Linked DNA regions of Homo sapiens: region 2 is linked to region 1. A link is a loop called in an ENCODE intact Hi-C map of the cell type or tissue named here. Cell type or tissue: dorsolateral prefrontal cortex. All regions are shown on one strand. Links, peaks and the distances in the headings refer to the core of each region. The heading gives the core; the rest is flanking DNA.

The links. A loop is a pair of places that touch in the nucleus more often than their neighbours do. Peaks named below come from ENCODE experiments on the same cell type or tissue, not always from the same donor. Only the 100,000 strongest peaks of a DNase experiment are listed, where the experiment ranks them.
Region 2: a loop joins it to region 1, with 2.5 times the contacts of the local background. A loop is called at or near these places in 3 of 110 quality-filtered maps.

Annotation. Positions count from the first base shown.
Region 1 is chr10:15,309,640-15,317,968 of GRCh38, forward strand. All of the region lies in intron 1 of FAM171A1 (family with sequence similarity 171 member A1), which reads right to left. Among named protein-coding and RNA genes, the nearest start is that of FAM171A1, 57 kb to the right of the region's middle. In dorsolateral prefrontal cortex, for the core only: no CTCF peak of the experiment used is centred there; DNase peaks (open chromatin) are centred at 3,592, 4,382 and 5,207; H3K4me3 peaks cover 1,335 bases; H3K27ac peaks cover 7,267 bases.
Region 2 is chr10:15,250,698-15,259,026 of GRCh38, forward strand. FAM171A1 (family with sequence similarity 171 member A1) reads right to left here. Exons shown (of 8, transcript NM_001010924.2): 4 at 4,024-4,182. Among named protein-coding and RNA genes, the nearest start is that of FAM171A1-AS1, 46 kb to the left of the region's middle. RefSeq lists an enhancer at 5,017-5,660. In dorsolateral prefrontal cortex, for the core only: a CTCF peak has its summit at 3,332 (motif pointing right); DNase peaks (open chromatin) are centred at 3,443 and 4,284; H3K4me3 peaks cover 3,507 bases; H3K27ac peaks cover 5,956 bases.

The sequences.
Region 1 (8,329 bases), core at 78-8,077:
TTTAAAATGAAATACTCAATAGCATGTGAACTTGAATCTACAAACAAAACAAAGTATTTGGAGGGGAAGAAGCTAATCCCACCTAACTTCTAAAGACTTTCCTCAGGACTTGCAGGAAATCTGCATTTTCTATGCCTTCTTTTCTCCAATGTGAAAAACAAATGAATTAAAATTGCAGGTAATATTTACCTGTGCTGCTAATATTTAAACACAGCAAACTTTCAGTGATCATTAAATTATTTTTGCTTAGTGACTGGGTAAATGTTCAGTTAGGAGGAAAGAACACAAAAGATATGTTTAATTTCTAACCTCTAATCTCTAACGTTTGTAGTCTCTGGTATTTTTGTTGAGCAACAAATACAAGTTGTCTTTGGGTGTAGGACGCACTAGCCTAAAACTAAAAAAGTTGGGCTTAAGAATCCGATGATACTTGATAGTCAAATTTTCTTTCTGGCCTTCAAAAACCAAATATATAAAAGAATGGCCAGTTTCCAGTTTCTGTTGCAATGCCTGTGTGGGGGCAGGTGCAGACTGGGGGAAAGTGTTTGGTGAGCAGGAATTTGGTGGGTAAGAGGAACGAAAAATTTTTTAAAATCCCTAAACAGCATCTTTTTTATGTATGGGATAATCTAGTTTCCAATAAATCATCACACGGTTTCTCTTATTTGATCTTAATGTTGTGACACAGGTTAGAGCAGGTAATACCCTTGGGTTGTTGTAAAGGAAAGGGTGACCTAAGAAGGTTAAACATGTCCTACAAATGGCAGAGCTGAGATGCAAACTGGTCTGGTCTTGTGACCCACTGCCTTGAATGCAGAGTACCGTGACCAACCTGGCCCCTCTCCCACAGCCTAACCTGTTCTGCAACCCAATACCAAATGTTCTCTCCAACTGACCCGTCTTTAAAACGAAAACTCCTTCTAGTATAAAGACCCATTGGGGCTGGGCATGGTGGCTCACACTTGTAATCTCAGCACTTTGCGAGGCCAAGGCAGGAGGATCACTTGAGGTCTGGAGTTCGAGACCAGCCTGGCCAACATGGTGAAACCCCGTCTACTACAAATACAAAAAAATTAGCCAGGCGTGGTGGCGCGTGCCTGTAGTCCCAGCTACTCAGGGGTTGAGGCAGGAGAACCGTTTGAACCAGGAAGGCAGAAGTCGCAGTGCATGACAGAGCGAGACTCTGTCTTAAAAAAAAAAAAGACCCATTGGGTTTAAGCCTGAAGCCTCCAGAGGGTCTCCTTCCCTTTCCATCTCTCTGTACCTGGAAGGCAGCTCTGTGGCAGGATGGACCCCAAGCACGTGGGTCTTGGAGCAGGGCTGGGAAGACAGAGCCCTCCAGGAGGGGCTGAGTCCAGGCCAGCATGAGATACAGGGGACCTAGGGCTGCTGGAAGGATGGGCTGCTGGGGCGTATCTCTGTTCCAAGCCTTATCCCTGCTCTTCATGCAGTTACAGCCTGATAGGCCCACCCACAGGCTACTGCCCCCTGTTCCTCAAACAATACACATTTACAGTTGTTGCCTTTAAAAAGAAAAAACAGGCCACTTATTTTACACTCAGGGTCTAAGCATTTCTGTTTGCAGAGACTGGGCAGGCTTCTGTATCTTTACAAGCACATGCTTTCTGCAGCATGGGTATATTCTCAATGTATTTGTTGCAGGATTGTCTATTTTTGCATTTGACATTTCAATGACTTAGAGGGGGAGGAAGAAGATTGGAGAAAAAAATTAAGCCTATATTCCCTTTTAGTTATTTTTGACCCACTTGCTGCAAAAATAGGGAATGGCACTGGAAGGCTCCACTCTGTAGGAAGTAACCTTCGCCTTCCCTGGGTAAATGCTTTTGTTTCCTCCTTCAAACAGATTGCATTGCTCTCCTGGCATTAAAAATGAGAAATAAATTTAGCTTCATCTCCATATATCCTGGGATTCCCCTTAAATAAGCTCTAAAGCATTCTTCTGGGTGGCTTAGTATGAAATGCAGTCCCTGGTTTCTTCCCGCCCCACAGCCCCCTAGTAAGCCGCCCCACCCCACCTGGGAGGCATAGAGTAGGAGGTGATTGCTCTCAAGATAAAGAAGGCGGCATCACGTTTTCCCCCTGGAAGAACAGAAGCACCTGAGGTCCAGGAGAGTAAAGGAGAATTCTCCTCTGCCTAGCCTTTTCTGTGCATGTGACAGGGTATTTTCTCTCATTCACAGTCAATATGGCTTTGATAACAGCTCCAAGAAAAATGATGCCTAGACAGTGCTAGTCCAAGGTGCCAGTGAAACTGAAGGCCTCATCCTACATGTGAATGTTCCTCACGTACATTACGTGATTATTTACTGTTACAGTGAGGTATGTGAGATCAGCCCCATTTTTAAAGACAAGGAAGCTGACTCGGAGAAGGTGAGTGACCTGCCCAGGGCACACAGCTGCCACCCAGCAGAGCTGAGATTCAAGCGTGCATCTTCTAAATCTCGTGCACTTCCTATTATACCAAAGCTGCCTCCCATTCAAGTTCCAGGCATGGCCTTTTGAATCGGACCAGATCGGGTCATCGAAAGAGAGGATCAAAAGCCCCCTGCTTATAAAAGTGAGCTTGAAAGAAGAATAGGAAAGAAAATATGCTTCATAAACAAAGCAGCAAGGTTAGAAATGGAGAGACGCTCACTCCAACTGTCACTCTAAGTCTAAAGCCCTGTTGCTTACTCGCTGCTGAACTCCAAAAGGAGTCTGCTGCTATGGTGGGGAGCTTTCGAATATTTTTAAAGCCTCTGAACCCTTTAAAGATAAAATGCTATGCTGACACTAAGTAAAATTAGAGCTTGCTCTGGTTAAAGCCAGTGGGGCAACACTGGGGGTATGCACGAGTCTCGGGGGGCTCCACCTTCTCAGGGACCCTCTCCTGTCCCTCCATACCCCCAGGGCTGTGCAGCTCAGATTGTGGCTCACAGAGGTGCCCGGCTGCAAACTGAACTGTTTGTTACTCTTTTTAAAAATCTGTCACCGGAATGTAAATCAACTACTGGAATGAGTTCAGCACTGTGTGTTTTTTTTTTTTTTTTTTTTTTTTTTTTTTTTTTTTTTTTTGAGACGATATTTTGCTCTTGTTGCCCAGGCTGGAGTGCAGTGGTGCAATCTCGGCTCACTGCAAACTCCGCCTCCGAGGTCTAAGCGATTCTCCTGCCTCAGCCTCCTGAGTAGCTGGGATTACAGGCCCACCACCACGCCCGGTTAATTTTTGTATTTTTAGTAGAGATGGGTTTCACAATGTTGGCCTGGCTGGTCTCGAACTCCTGACCTCAGGTGATCCACCCTCCTCGGCCTCCCAAAGTGCTGGGATTACAGGGGTGAGCCACCGTGCCCGGCCTTGCACTTTTTTATTCTCTACTTTTGAGCGAGATGTTCTTGATGAAGCAAGCAGACCCCTGATTTCCATTCTGGCCTGGGCTCTGCATCTCCCTGTGTGCCAGGAACAAAGCACTGGCCCAGAAACCAGCTCCAGAGACACGTAGAGTCCCAGGGCACTGGATGGGAGCACGGTTCCTCCTCCGTGGAAACACACTGGGAATTCCTACTCTGACCCACTGCTTTGCAGCAGTAAACCTCCTGTTCCAGGACCCAGCAGCCTCAGGAGGAAAAACTCCAGCACTGGTGGCTGAAATGCTTTCAGGGTTTGCCACTCACTTTCCAGCCCTGGGCAGCCAGCCCATTCCATGCCTGTGTGGTTCTGGATATTAGAAAATCCTTTCTTTCCTTGAGCTAAAATTTTCCCTCTTGGAACTTCTCTGTCCTCGTGGTCTTAACTCTGGCACCAAGGGTCCAAGATTAACACTTAATCTTCCTCCTAAAGAACCAGCCTAGAAAGAAATTGAAGATGAAAATATATAAACCGTGGACTGCCTTTAAAGAGATACTGTAACAAGTCAGCTTTCTTACAATAAAGGAACTGACCACTTAGAAAATGCAGGAGAGTTCTGAGTACCGGTAGGTTTGTAACTCGTGAGTTTTTGCAGATTTCCAAGTCTTTCATAAGAAATCACATCCAAACGCCAAGGAAAATGAAGGTGCATACATAAACATCCCGAGGGTGAAGGAAAACAGCTTCCCACGGTGAATAATGCCATTCACGGTTCACATTGTCATCCTTAATTTGGAAGAAATAAAATATGTTTAATGGAAACTGCTTTAAGGTTTGCAAGAGTGTGTGATCAGAGAAAAGCAAGCCTCCACCTTCCCCAACCGAGGGTTGATCTGTTTCCTGCCAGGACAGAAGAGAACTTTGTGTGAATCCACACGCTCTGTACAAGGCAGAATCACTCCCCACTTCCTCGATCTGCATAGTGCAAGGCAACGACGGGATCTGGCCTCTCCTCCTGTTATCTTTCCTGAAGCCTTTTCTGTGTCGCTGGCAGATATTTCCTGTTGACACTGTGCCTCCCCAATCAGTTTCCACTGCCAGAACCCCATAATGTGAAGCGTGACACGCCAAGCGTCTGGTCATGCGGTATCTGGTAGGATAAACCGTCACCCTACAACTGGGGAAGGATTTCAAAACAGGAGGCACGTCGTGTGTTATTATAACAAAGGGCTGAATGCACATCACCATTGCCACTGAGATCTTAACATTCCTAGCAAAAAAGAAAAAAAAAAGAAAGAAATCTCCATGTGGCATGTTTTAGAGCTCTTATTTAAGTGGACTGACCAAATATCCAATTCTCAAACACAGTAGACCCCAGGCACTTGCAGAGTTTAACTTTGGCTGTTTTATCTATTTCTATGTCTTTTTGAGGCTGGCCATACGGGGAAGACTGTCATTTGCCTAGGGTGTGAATCAAGTCCATTGTATAAGGAACATGGGTTACCGGGTCCATCTGGCCAACTGTCCAATACCCCTGGCTTGACCTAAAATTGGGACCGAGGTGTTCTCGTTGAAGCAATCAGACCTGATTTCCATTTTGGCCTGGGCTCTGCATTTCCCTGTGTGACAGGAACAAATAATGGAATGCTGCAGTTTTCTGCATCCTATTATTTCGGGGGAAAGAGTTCAAGGGCCCCAGCACTCTTCTGCTTTGCTGGTGCAGATCAAGGCATTTCATCCCAACTCCAAAGACGCCAACCACGAAATGGCACAGGTTCCTGGCGTGCCCAGGTGGGAAGTTGGGGAGTATCCGCTGCCACATTCCTGTCACTTCTCACGAGCCCAGGAATGACTTCCAAGCCAGCACCCCTGCCACCTCGGCCTGGCCTGCAGCCGCGGGGAGGAGGCTGGTTGGCGCTGTCTGGGCCCTGTCTCTCCGGTTCCTCCGGGATGGGTGGCTGAGTTTCAGCTGAGCCTAGCCTTTCCTCATATCAGAATGGTACGATCTCAGACTCCAGTTTGGAATTCGAGAAGAGGTCACCCTCAGGCCTTTTTATTATTTTTTAAAACCAACCTGGTTGAGGTATAATTTAGATATAATAAAGTCCATCCATTTTAATGAAGTGTACAGTTTAATGAAGTTGGACACACGTATACACCTGTGTAATTCCTACCACAATGAGGACAGACAGACAACATTTCCGCCTGTCCTTGGATCCATCTAATATAGGAAGGCAGAGAGTGGTTCCACTCTGGAGCCAAGCTGCTCTGTCATGTCCTGGCTGTGATGGGCGCAAGCTGTCTCATCTTCCTTTGTCTCGGTTTCTCCCATCTGCAAAACGGGTCAAGTATTAACATCGAAAACACCGTACTTTGAGTGTTAGTTGTGTGGTTTGATATGTGTAGAACATTCACATCTGTGCAGGCCCGTGGCTAGCCTTTCACGGTGTGGGCTTTGTTATCATCACTATTATTATGAGAAATGGCTAAGCTTCCTTCTCAATGACAATGTCTCTACTGCAGAGCGTGCCTGTGACAGCACCCTGGAGAAATCACCTTTTAATACCACATTATCCCCTTATTCTAACAGACTTAGCACTTGTATCTGGGCAAATATTTGTTCACAAAGGTCTCAGCAAATCTCTTCAACCCAAAGAATTTACTCTATTCTCACTAATCGAGATCACAGAGACCTTGATCATGCTAGAAAGCCATCGCCTTACCTCCCTGGGATTCACCTGGTGTCCCCCCAACTCCCTAGTCCCAAGCTCAGGCCTTAAGAAGCTCTGATGTCCTTTTTATTGGAGACAAGGAGCGGCTGGAGAGGTGTTTGATTTTTACCTCTTTCCCCTTGCCCTCGCCCCCTGACTATCAATATAAGGTAGAAAATACAGAAAAAATATAAAGAAACAGAAAGAAAAATATAATCCCACATACACAACCCCAGCTCCCAGAAGCCACTAAACCTAACATCTTAGTATATTTCCCCCAGGTGTGTTTTTTTCTGCAATTTTTCTTTACACAGCAGGAAGGTTATGTTACATGTACATTTTTACAGTTTTAACTTCACTTTAGCACATAATTATTTTCCTTCGTCACTAAACCTCACGTTACGGATAACTTACCCTTTCATCTTACAGATAGGTCATATAATTATTCCTTATTTTGAACTCACAGGTTGTTTCTAGGTTTTCATTACTCTAAGTTTACAACAAGCACCCTTGTGCACGATGGTTTATCTTATTTGAATGACTGGGATTTCTGGGTTTGCTGAGCAGCTGTATTTTCTGTTTAGAGTGTCAGGCTGCCTCTGGAATGCTTGAGAAGCACCAGGGGTGGTGCCCCAGGAGGGCAGCGCGTGGCCTCCTTCCCTCACCAGGCCATTCCTGCTGCGTGTGTTTGTTCTGGGGCGTCCCGCAAGGTAAAGTCAACAACTGTCAGGTGACGGGCTTCGTGAGACCCTGCTTGTAGGAGAGCATTCCTCGGGGTGAGTCCATGTGTCTGGCTACCCTGGTTCTAAGAAACCATTCCAGTCTGCAGGCTCCAGACCTTCCAAGATGCTGACTTAGTGATGATAGAATGGACAGGACACCTCCAACCAATAACTTTTGTGCTTGCCTTTCAATAAGCAGGGAAGCCCAGGTGGAATCCCAGAAAGCAGCTGTTTCTGATCTCAAAGGTGAGATGCCAGGTTCTTACCTGACTGGCAGAAATCCAAACGTTGGATAATTTACTGTGTTGGCATAACTATGGCAAAACAGGCATTCAACGTTCACTCCCGGTAGGAATACAAGTGTGAATGGCCCCTCCGCAGGGATATCTGGCAACAACCATCACCAAAGTCTCCAACGCACATGTGCTTTGACAAGCAGTTTTACTTTAAAAGATTTATTCCAAGACAGACTCACGCATTCTCCAGCACAATGTAAAAGAGAAGACAGTTCTGCCCATCTGCAGCCCCACAGTGGGTCCGGGTGATGCAAGGACTGAAGAGTTCACCAGCACTGGAGCTGCCCCTGCTCTGTCTAGCAGGAGAGCTCCCAGACAGATCTCCTCTGGGAGAAAAAAAAAAAAAATCACAAGGTGGCAACAGTTGTATAGGAAAAAAATATAGGCCTTTCCCAGTCACGGAAACAGGACACAGGGAGGGGCCACCAGACAAAGAAAAGAGATGCAGAAAGAAAGGCGTATGTTGGGAGTGGGATGTGCAGACACTGAGGAAAGGCAAGGCCAGGAAGTCATGACGGGAGAGAGACAGGGGTCGCATTCAGCTTTAGAAACTTGAATGCCACAGATAAGGGCTGGGTTTATCCTGCAGGCCAGGGGTCACTAACACGAAGCATAAAACTACTTATAAACAGTGCTATCTAAAAATGAAGTCTGGTTGCGCTCATATTTTATTTTTTTTAATTTTAATTTTATTTATTCAAGATGGAGACTTGCTCTGTTGCCCAGACTGGAGTGTAGTGGTACGATCTCAGCTTCTACGACCTCCACTTCCCAGGTTCAAGCGACTCTCCTGCCTCAGCCTCCCTACTAGCTGGGATTACAGGCATGCGCCACCACGCCTGGCTAATTTTTGTATGTTTAGTAGAGACGTGGTTTCACCATATTGGCCAGGCTGGTCTCAAACTCCTGACCTTGTGATCTGCCTGCCTCAGCCTCCCAAAATGCTGGGATTACAGGCGTGAGCCACCATGCCCAGCCTGCACTGATATTTTATACAGATACATCTGGCATCATGTAATTCATAAATATATACCCACTAGGGTCCATGCTCAATTTTATTTATTATTATTTATTCAGGCACTAATTTACTTTTTGAGACAGGGTCTTGCTCTGTTGCCCAGGCTGGAGTGCAGTGGCACGATCATGGCTTACTGCAGCCTCCATCTCCTGGGCTCAACCAATTCTCCTGCCTCAGCCTCCTGAGTAGCTGGGACTACAGGCATGTGCTACCACACCTGGCTAATTTTTAAAACA
Region 2 (8,329 bases), core at 141-8,140, 59 kb before region 1:
TGCAGTGAGCTATGATCACACCACTGCAATCCATCCTGGGTGACAGAGTGACACCCTGTCTCAAAACAAAACAAAACAAAAAAAGAGAAACTACAGAGACATTAAATAATTTACTAGACTGTATAAACAACTGAGAGATAATGTTTTCCATCAGGGAGTGCTGTTTTCTTTCATCAAACTCTAGTCAAGATGTCCAAGTACGTAGGTAGCAGGTACTTGGTAGATAGAGGAGAAAAGCCCTAGAAATGGTGTCTCCCTTCTCCTCCCTTGTCACCTTTCAACTCTCCCTTCCTGCACATTCCCAGCCCAGGAAGATGGAGTCCCAGTACCAGATCTGCCACTCACTGCCTATGTCACCTCTGAAAGTGACTTCATTCCTCTGGGGTCTGTTTTTCTTACCTTCAAAACTAAGGAGGGTAGACTAGATGCCTTCCTGCATCTATGGAAATAAGTACACTCAGCTTGAAACATTCAGAAGTAAGTAGAGCATTGCAGAAACGAGCATATTAATGGACAGCAATGTGCATTAGGTTCATGGGATTTCATGTCCCTTTAGTGTCCTCTAGCTGTCTTAAGACATTGTGGGGAATTATATCTGCCTTCTTGAGGCCTCTTTCCTCCCTCAGGGCTTCATTAAATGCCTGCTTCTCTATGCCTTCCCAATGACTCTCCCTCTATGTCCCCATGTTGTTTATTCTGCAACGATTTTTTTTTTTTTTTTTTTAGACAGAGTCTTGCTCTGTCACCCAGAGTGGAGTGCAATGGTGCAATCTTGGCTCACTGCAGCCTCTGCCTTCTCAGTTCAAGCAATTTTCCTGCCTCAGCCTCCTGAGTAGCTGGGACAACAGGCACACACCACCACTCCTTGCTAATTTTTTTTTCTTTGTTTTTGTATTTTTAGTAGAGATGAGGTTGGTCAGGCTGGTCTTGAACTCCTGACCTCCCTCCCAGTGATCCACCCGCCTCGGCCTCCCAAAGTGCTGGGATTACAGGTGTGAGCCATCGCGCCTGGCCTATTCTGCAACAATTCACATTTTGAAGGGCTAAACTATTTTCCTTCTCTTTGTTATGAAACTCCAATTTTACACAAAATACTGAGTTTTATATAGAAAGTGGTCATCCTTCCCGTTCCATCTGGATGTTGCCTGGCTCCCTTTAAGTCTGCACAAAGACAAGCAGGTGTCAGGCAAATGCAGCAGGATCGTGTTGCGGGGCAGAACACCACTGGCCCAAGCGAGGAGAGGAGCTGTATCACCTTGGGCCATCTACCTGGTCACTCGTCACGTGACAGGTTCTGCTCAGCTGACATCTAAGGTTCTGTTGGGCTCTGTATTCTACCAACTTTTTGGAATTGCAGGAAAAGTCTGCACCTGTCATTTTATTGACTCTTCTCTGTCTTCCTGGAGTTATTAGTGAAAGCAATTTTTGTAAAAACCCCTTGGGAACACCACGGAACATTCTGTGCTTTCTCAGCAGCTGGGGGAAGAGTGCGATGCTCTCCGGTGAGAGGAGGGGGCCCCCAAGAGCTAGAAAGAGAAGATGCTTCTCCACTTACTTACAACTCTGGATCCACCCTCTAAACCAAACAACACAACCTTCATGGTACCCCCAGAAAACAGCCTTTCGGAGCCCTTTCCAGTCTCTTCCGCAGCCTCTCTGTTTCCATCCACCTTCACTGAACTCTGGTTATGACGCTAGTCATTTTCTGCGTCTTCGGGAGATGAACTTGTGTCATCTTCCAAAGACACGTCTGGTCCAGGCGTGCTCTCTTTAGGCTGTGAGCTCTTAGATGCCTTTAGTAAAACAGGAGATGAGTGACTGTGGGCAAAAGACAAGCTGTGTGCAAACTGACCCCAGGGGCCGCCATGGAGCTGGTGAGTTACTGAGGTGTCTGTGCTCAAGGGAGCCCAGGTTCCAAGTCCCCGAGGGCGCGTGTGAATTCACTATGGGTGGATGCCTTCGCTGCTAGGTCTCCAAGAAAGCCTAGTCATTTCTAGGTCAAGTCATCCATTCTTTCCGTGGAAGAGAAATTTCATGTCACATTGCAAAGACCTCTCTTCCCTTTGAAATCACGGAATGATCTTAAAATAGGACAAACTCCTCTAAAATCAATAGTTCTGTGTCTTAGTGTTCGTTTTCCCCCATTTTCTCAGACTGCATAATTTATTCAAGAGCTACTGGAAGTGGGGCACAGAAAAATTTAATGAGTCCCGAGCACGGAGGCTGTCCCTCCAAGTTAGGGTTTTGTGGATCGTGCACCATTTTGTCCGGGAGGCTGGATGCTGGCTATGATATTTTAAAACTTTGTTTTTTTGTTTTTTTTTGAGACAGAGTTTAGATCTGTTGCTCAGGCTGGAGTGCAGTGGCACGATCTTGGCTCACTGCAACCTCCACCTTCTGGGTTCAAGCGATTCTCCTGCCTCAGCTTCCTGAGTAGCTAGAACTACAGGCACCTGCCACCACACCCAGCTAATTTTTGTATTTTTAGTAGACGCAGCATTTCATCATGTTGGCCAGGCTGGTCTCAAACTTCTGACCTCAAATGATCCACCCACCTCGGCCTCCCAAAGTGCTGGGATTACAGGCATGAGCCACCGCACCCAGCCTTAAACCACTTCTTCATGCTCCCCAAAACAAGACTTTTCTCCCAGACCGGCACATTTCAAGTAATAGTCAACATTTTTTTTTCCTAATAATGTTTACTTAAGATGACTGCTATGCCATCTTTCTGATGACCAAGTACTGACATATTTACTGACAAGTTAATCACATCCTCATCAGCACACAAAAATTAAAGAAGAAACGTTTTGGAAAACAGAGAGAAGAAAAATGAGTAACAAATCACCATGTTGCCTTTATGTATAACCAGAAACTTATTAATATGCTACAAAATGGATCAAATGTTTCAGGTTTAAAAGCTTTTTCAGAATAATCAGTTTATGTAAAGCACTGGAAAATTAAGTGAAATTCAAGCCAAGTATCCCTGGGAAATGCAGTGAGTTACTCTCCTAGCAGAATGCAACTCAGAACAGCCTTTGATTTAAAATTTTAATGCTGTGATTAGTTTAAAGTGTGGGGGAAAGGAAAGTGGGGTAGACAAGAAAATAATTCAGGACTCCAGAATCCTGACACCTCTTCCACCAGGAGGAGTGGGGACCATTCCAGTGCAAAGGGGTCCAGAGAATGGTGCAGTTGGACACAAACAGAGGTGGAAGGTACCCGTCTTGGGTCTTTCTCTGATAAGGAATTATCACTTATTTTCTGGTGGATGGCTTTTAGTTTCTCTGATCTTTTAGCTGTGGCATGCCAGAATAGTGGTACTGACCCAGCTGACTTAGAGACCTGCCAGGAGAGGGCGGATTCTAAAGCAAATTCAAAGCCTGGCCACTCTATGCCCAGTTGAGGACAGAGAGAGCAAGTGCAGAGAAAGAAACGATGTGGGAAAGAGCTGGGTGGACACAGATGGCAGAGGGCGGAGGCTCCCCATCCTAAGTGGTCCCCATGCCGGTGGGGCATGGAGCCAAGGTATGCCTGTCTCTGAGTTGGACCAAGCACCACCTCTTCCCCTCCTGGCTGCAGCATAGGTGGGTGGGGTGGTAAGTCTCTACCAGCCCCACCCACCCACAGGCTACCCTCTCAAATGGGGGCTCGTGGGACGAGGCAGAGGGCAGCTGGGCCAAAAACCCTAAGTCTAATCTTATACTTAAAAAAATTGCAATTTCAATAAGAATTTCTCTGAATTGAATATATTTAGTCCACCAAAGGAGAGCTCAGAGAAGGTGCTTAAGGCAACTGGTAACAGAAGAAAAGCTCAAGGAGACCAATGTGCTAACATGTAATTCTGCAGGGCTCGTACCGACGTAACACAGTTTCAAAGCACTTGAACTTGTACCAAGAATTCCCCTTCTGCACCTTCAGTGCCTTTCTCCCACATAGTGCTAAAACTCCCAATCATACCTAAAATCCACATGTAAAGACTAAAACACAGTAACTCCCACTGAAAAGAGAAAAGACTCCAATTACCTGTTCCATTTCCGTCTAATCCTCGCAAATAAGGAAAACTGTCCACCTCCGAAGGGGAGCTGGCGGCCGTGAGAAACGCGGTCAGGTCACTGTAGCTGGTGTTCTCAGGCAACCTCAGAGCCCTTCTCTGGAAATGAACGCGAGGCTGTGGCCGGGCACCTGCAGAGATTAACCTCCGAGTTATCTCCCCCAGGAGCAGTTTCTGTTTTTAGAAAATGCAAAACCAGGAAGTGCCTCTCTAAGGTTTCAGCACGCCTCCCCCACCCTGCTCCCTCTCACAAGGCCTCCCTTCCCCCATTCATGCAGGACACAGAGATGTGACAACATGCTATTATGGGGAGAGAAATAATAGCCCATTGTCACATTTGTTTTGACACAGGATGTTATTTAGGTTTTTAACAAAAAGCTTTTTCCAAGTTCCATGTGCAAGCAGTCTTGTCACTGCCCAGCATTTGCCTGTGGATCTGGGTAGCATTTTGGGAAACTCCATGTAAATGAAACAAGTAGATGACTATTAATCTCTTTACTCAAACAATGTAAGAGATACTCTTTGATACCGCTGCAAACCCGTCTTTAATCTCCCTGGAAAAATCTGGTTTAATGCCATGAACCAAATTGAAGGAGGGCAAGGGAATTAACAGTGCAACCTTGAAAAGAATTGCAAACAATACCCCAGCGGCAATGAATCTTCTCTTTCTGTGGGAGCTGCCATTTGTCATCATCCAGTCTATTCTGGAGGCGTGCTTCCTACTTGTGATGGATTATGTCACAGAATTTAGGATGAGACTTTTGAAATGATGCAAAATGATGCTTCTTCACCAAACTCAACTCCTTTGTGTAGGAGGACAGGTTGGGCTGACAGGCCCTAGACAGTTGGTTGTGCCGTCCTCTGCAGCTTAACTTTGCTCCAAATTTTCTTTTTCTTTTCTTCTTCTTTTTTTTTTTTGAGATGGAGTTTTGCTCTTGTCGCCCAGGCTGGAGTGCAGCGGTGTGATCTCAACTCCCTGCAACCTCTGCCTCCCGTTCAAGCGATTCCCCTGCCTCAGTCTCCCAAGTAGCTGGGATTACAGGTGCCCGCCACCACACCCAGCTAATTTTTGTATTTTTAGTAGAGGCAGGGTTTCACCATGTTGGCCAGGCTGGTCTTGAACTCCTGACCTCAGGTGATCCACCCGCCTCAGCCTCCCAAAGTGTTGGGATTACAGGTGTGAGCCACCGCGCCTGGCCCAGATGTTGTTTTGATCATAAAACCTGAACTGGTTTTTACCTAATGCTGCGGTGATATTCACCAGACGTAAAGGTGCTAGGTAATTTTGTGCAAACCTGGCAAAAGCATTGTTAAGAGAAAAACTGTAGATCCAACCCCAGGCTTGAGGCAGACCACATTCCACCTGTGCTTTGCTGAGGGTTCCTTCTCCCGGCCCCCTGCTGTCCTGCTTCAACAGCTCTGCACGGAGCTGGTGGGCTTTATCTCCACTCCAGGGTTCCTTTTAACTCTGGATCAAAGAACTTGTAAGGAGTGAAGAAGCCTGTCTAGACGTGTTCTAGAAAAAGGGAGTTTTAGAGCTCCAAGAATCCACTAGCCCAAGTCTCTCTTCTTAAAGGTGAAGTCACTGAGGTCCAAAGGACTTATGTCGGGGGCAGCCTGTCTTGGCTACACACTGCCTAACTGGCAGGGAGTCACAATGCTCCCTCTTCCTTTTAAAAACTAGCAGGTAGACTTCTCCAGGGGCTGGTTCTCCACTCTGTGAAATCCAGGCCCAGGTTTAGAGCCCAGCGAGCAGGTGCCCAAAATCATGAGAGTCCTATCTAACTCCGGTCATCTCTGCTGAAACTAAACAGACACAGACATTAGTCTAGCTCCAGACCATCGATTCCCCTTCTTCATCCCTAAAACAAACCCACAGCGACACACCAGCCTCTGGGGATCTGGGTATTTTAACATTATTGTATTCTTCTTAGTCTGGTCTTATTTTCCCTCGATGTTACAGAATACCGATGTCTTACTCCTGCCACCTCCTTGGTCTGTGGAGAGTTCAAATTCCTCGGGGGTCCCACAAACGCTCTGTGTCCTGCCAGGGGCAGTCTGTTTCTCATCCCTTCTCCCCCTTGCCCACACACATGGCGCACAGCTTGCTTTTCTTCTCCCTTTCCACGCTGCCCTCCAGGATGGAAGGTCAAAGCCAGCATTCTTTCTCATCTCCTCACTCCGGATGATATAACAACATTCATTGCTTCTGGTATTTTTTTCAATGATCAGGAAATATATGTTATCTACTGGTTTTCCGGCTAAATAATGCTGCTGATAGTATTCAATGAACAAGCCCCTGTGTAGAAGCCTGGGTCTCACATGGTGGAAAAGTAAAGCACTCTGCTAATAGGAAGAGAACAAGAATGGTGAGTCTACATGTGATGGAGCAAAGAGGGAGCCTGTCCTCATGAGGGTCCGGGCAGAGGCAGAAGCTGGGTTGGTGATCCCAGAGCAGGGAAGGAAAAGTGCACCCCTCCAGGCCTTAGGAGGAGCCCCTGTGAGATGGGCTGGCAGAGACCTGTGTGAGGGCAGTGGGGCACAGAAACCTTCTCCGACTGGACTGAGGGTTGCTGAAAGACAAGGGGGAGCCGGGGAATGGGCCCAGGATACGCAGCCTAGCCAGGACTTACGGGGACTGGCCTGGGACCCAGAGAACCAGAAACCCAGGCTGCTCTCCCCAGCTCTCAGGGCCCTGGTGTCTCCCCCTGATCCTCTGCTTCTCGTGCCTTCTCGAGCAGATCAAGTGTTACATGCATTTGGGTGGGCAACACATCTCTCTCCCCACTTGTGCAGGAGAATTTGGTCCCTGGCCAGACATCCAGGGTCTATCTGCTGGGGCTGGGGGCTGGGGGTATGTAGCAGGCTATGTGGGGGCAGATCCTCATGGAAAGGATATGGCCGGTGCAGCTTATCTGACACACCCTGGGACTGGCACGACACGGGTACCATCCATGAGGGACTAAACACCCCACCACAAAGCACAGGCAACACCTATGGTGATGAAAATGACTGAAGCAGCACGTGAGGAATTTAAGGGTGCAAGCTATTCTGAGCCACAGCACAAATAAAATCGAAAGATGGTATGCATGGGGTTGGGGGAGCGGTTATATTCTTAAGCCTGCCTCCGTGTACTAAAGCCGCTAAATAGTTCCACACTACAGAAAGGAATATGATTGGGAGGGGGTGGCAGGGTAGGCAGTGGATAAGCCTGTAGGGCTCCATCCCCATCCCCAAAATACTCAGACCCTGCTCTCCTGAAAATACGGGGGTCCCCGCTTCCTCTCGCTGCATTTCTTTCTTTTCTCTTTTTCTTTTTCTTTTTTTTCTCAGAGAGAGTCTTGCTCTGTTGCCCAGGCTGGAGTGCAGTGGCGTGATCTCGGCTTACTGCAACCTCTGCCTCCTGGGTTCAAGCAATTCTCCTGCCTCAGCCTCCCAAGTAGCTGCGATTACAAGTGCCCACCACCACACCTGGCTAATTTTTGTATTTTTAGTAGATATGAGGTTTCATCACATTGGCCAGGCTGGTCTCGATCTCCTGACCTCAGGTGATCCGCCTGCCTCAGCCTCCCAACTCTCTGCTTTCAAAAATCTGTTCTTCCCTCTTCTCTTCTGCCCCTAACCACCTCCAAGGTCAATCCAAGCCTCTAATTTAACTTTTGCTTATTCATTGTAAGACTTGGCTCAACCACCTGTTTTTGCCTTCGTCAGCAATCTCTTTCTCTATAGGCTTTTCCTCCCCAACCAACAAAAATACTCATTTTTTCCCCAGTCTAGAACAATAACAAGCAAACATTACTCTAACTCTGTTATCCCCATAAGCGAATGCCTTCTGTCCTTCCACCAAGCTCCAGTGATGTGGCTTCTACCCACAATGCATGCTGCCCTTGGAGACGTCGACTGTGTGATCCGCAAACCCCATGACCACAGCTCAGCCTCCATCCTCGTCGACCTCTTCACAATGGTTGACACTGTTTGCCCCTCCTGCCCACAATCCCCTTCCTCCTTGGGATTCATGGTCCTGCACTCTGGTTCTCTCCAGTGTCTGCCTGCTGTTTCCTTTGCAAGTCCTTCCTTTCTTGTCCTACCTCTGGATGAAACAGCTCCCAGAGGGCTACCACCCATCGCCTGTGCCATTTCTGTGCTCTGCTCGCTCCCTGTGGGTTCCCTTTCACTGCCACTGCCTTGGCTGGTACCATCCACTCCAGCATTGGATTCTTTTCTAAGCTCCATGCCTGGATTTTCCCTTGCCTTCTAGACACTTCTACCCAGATGCCC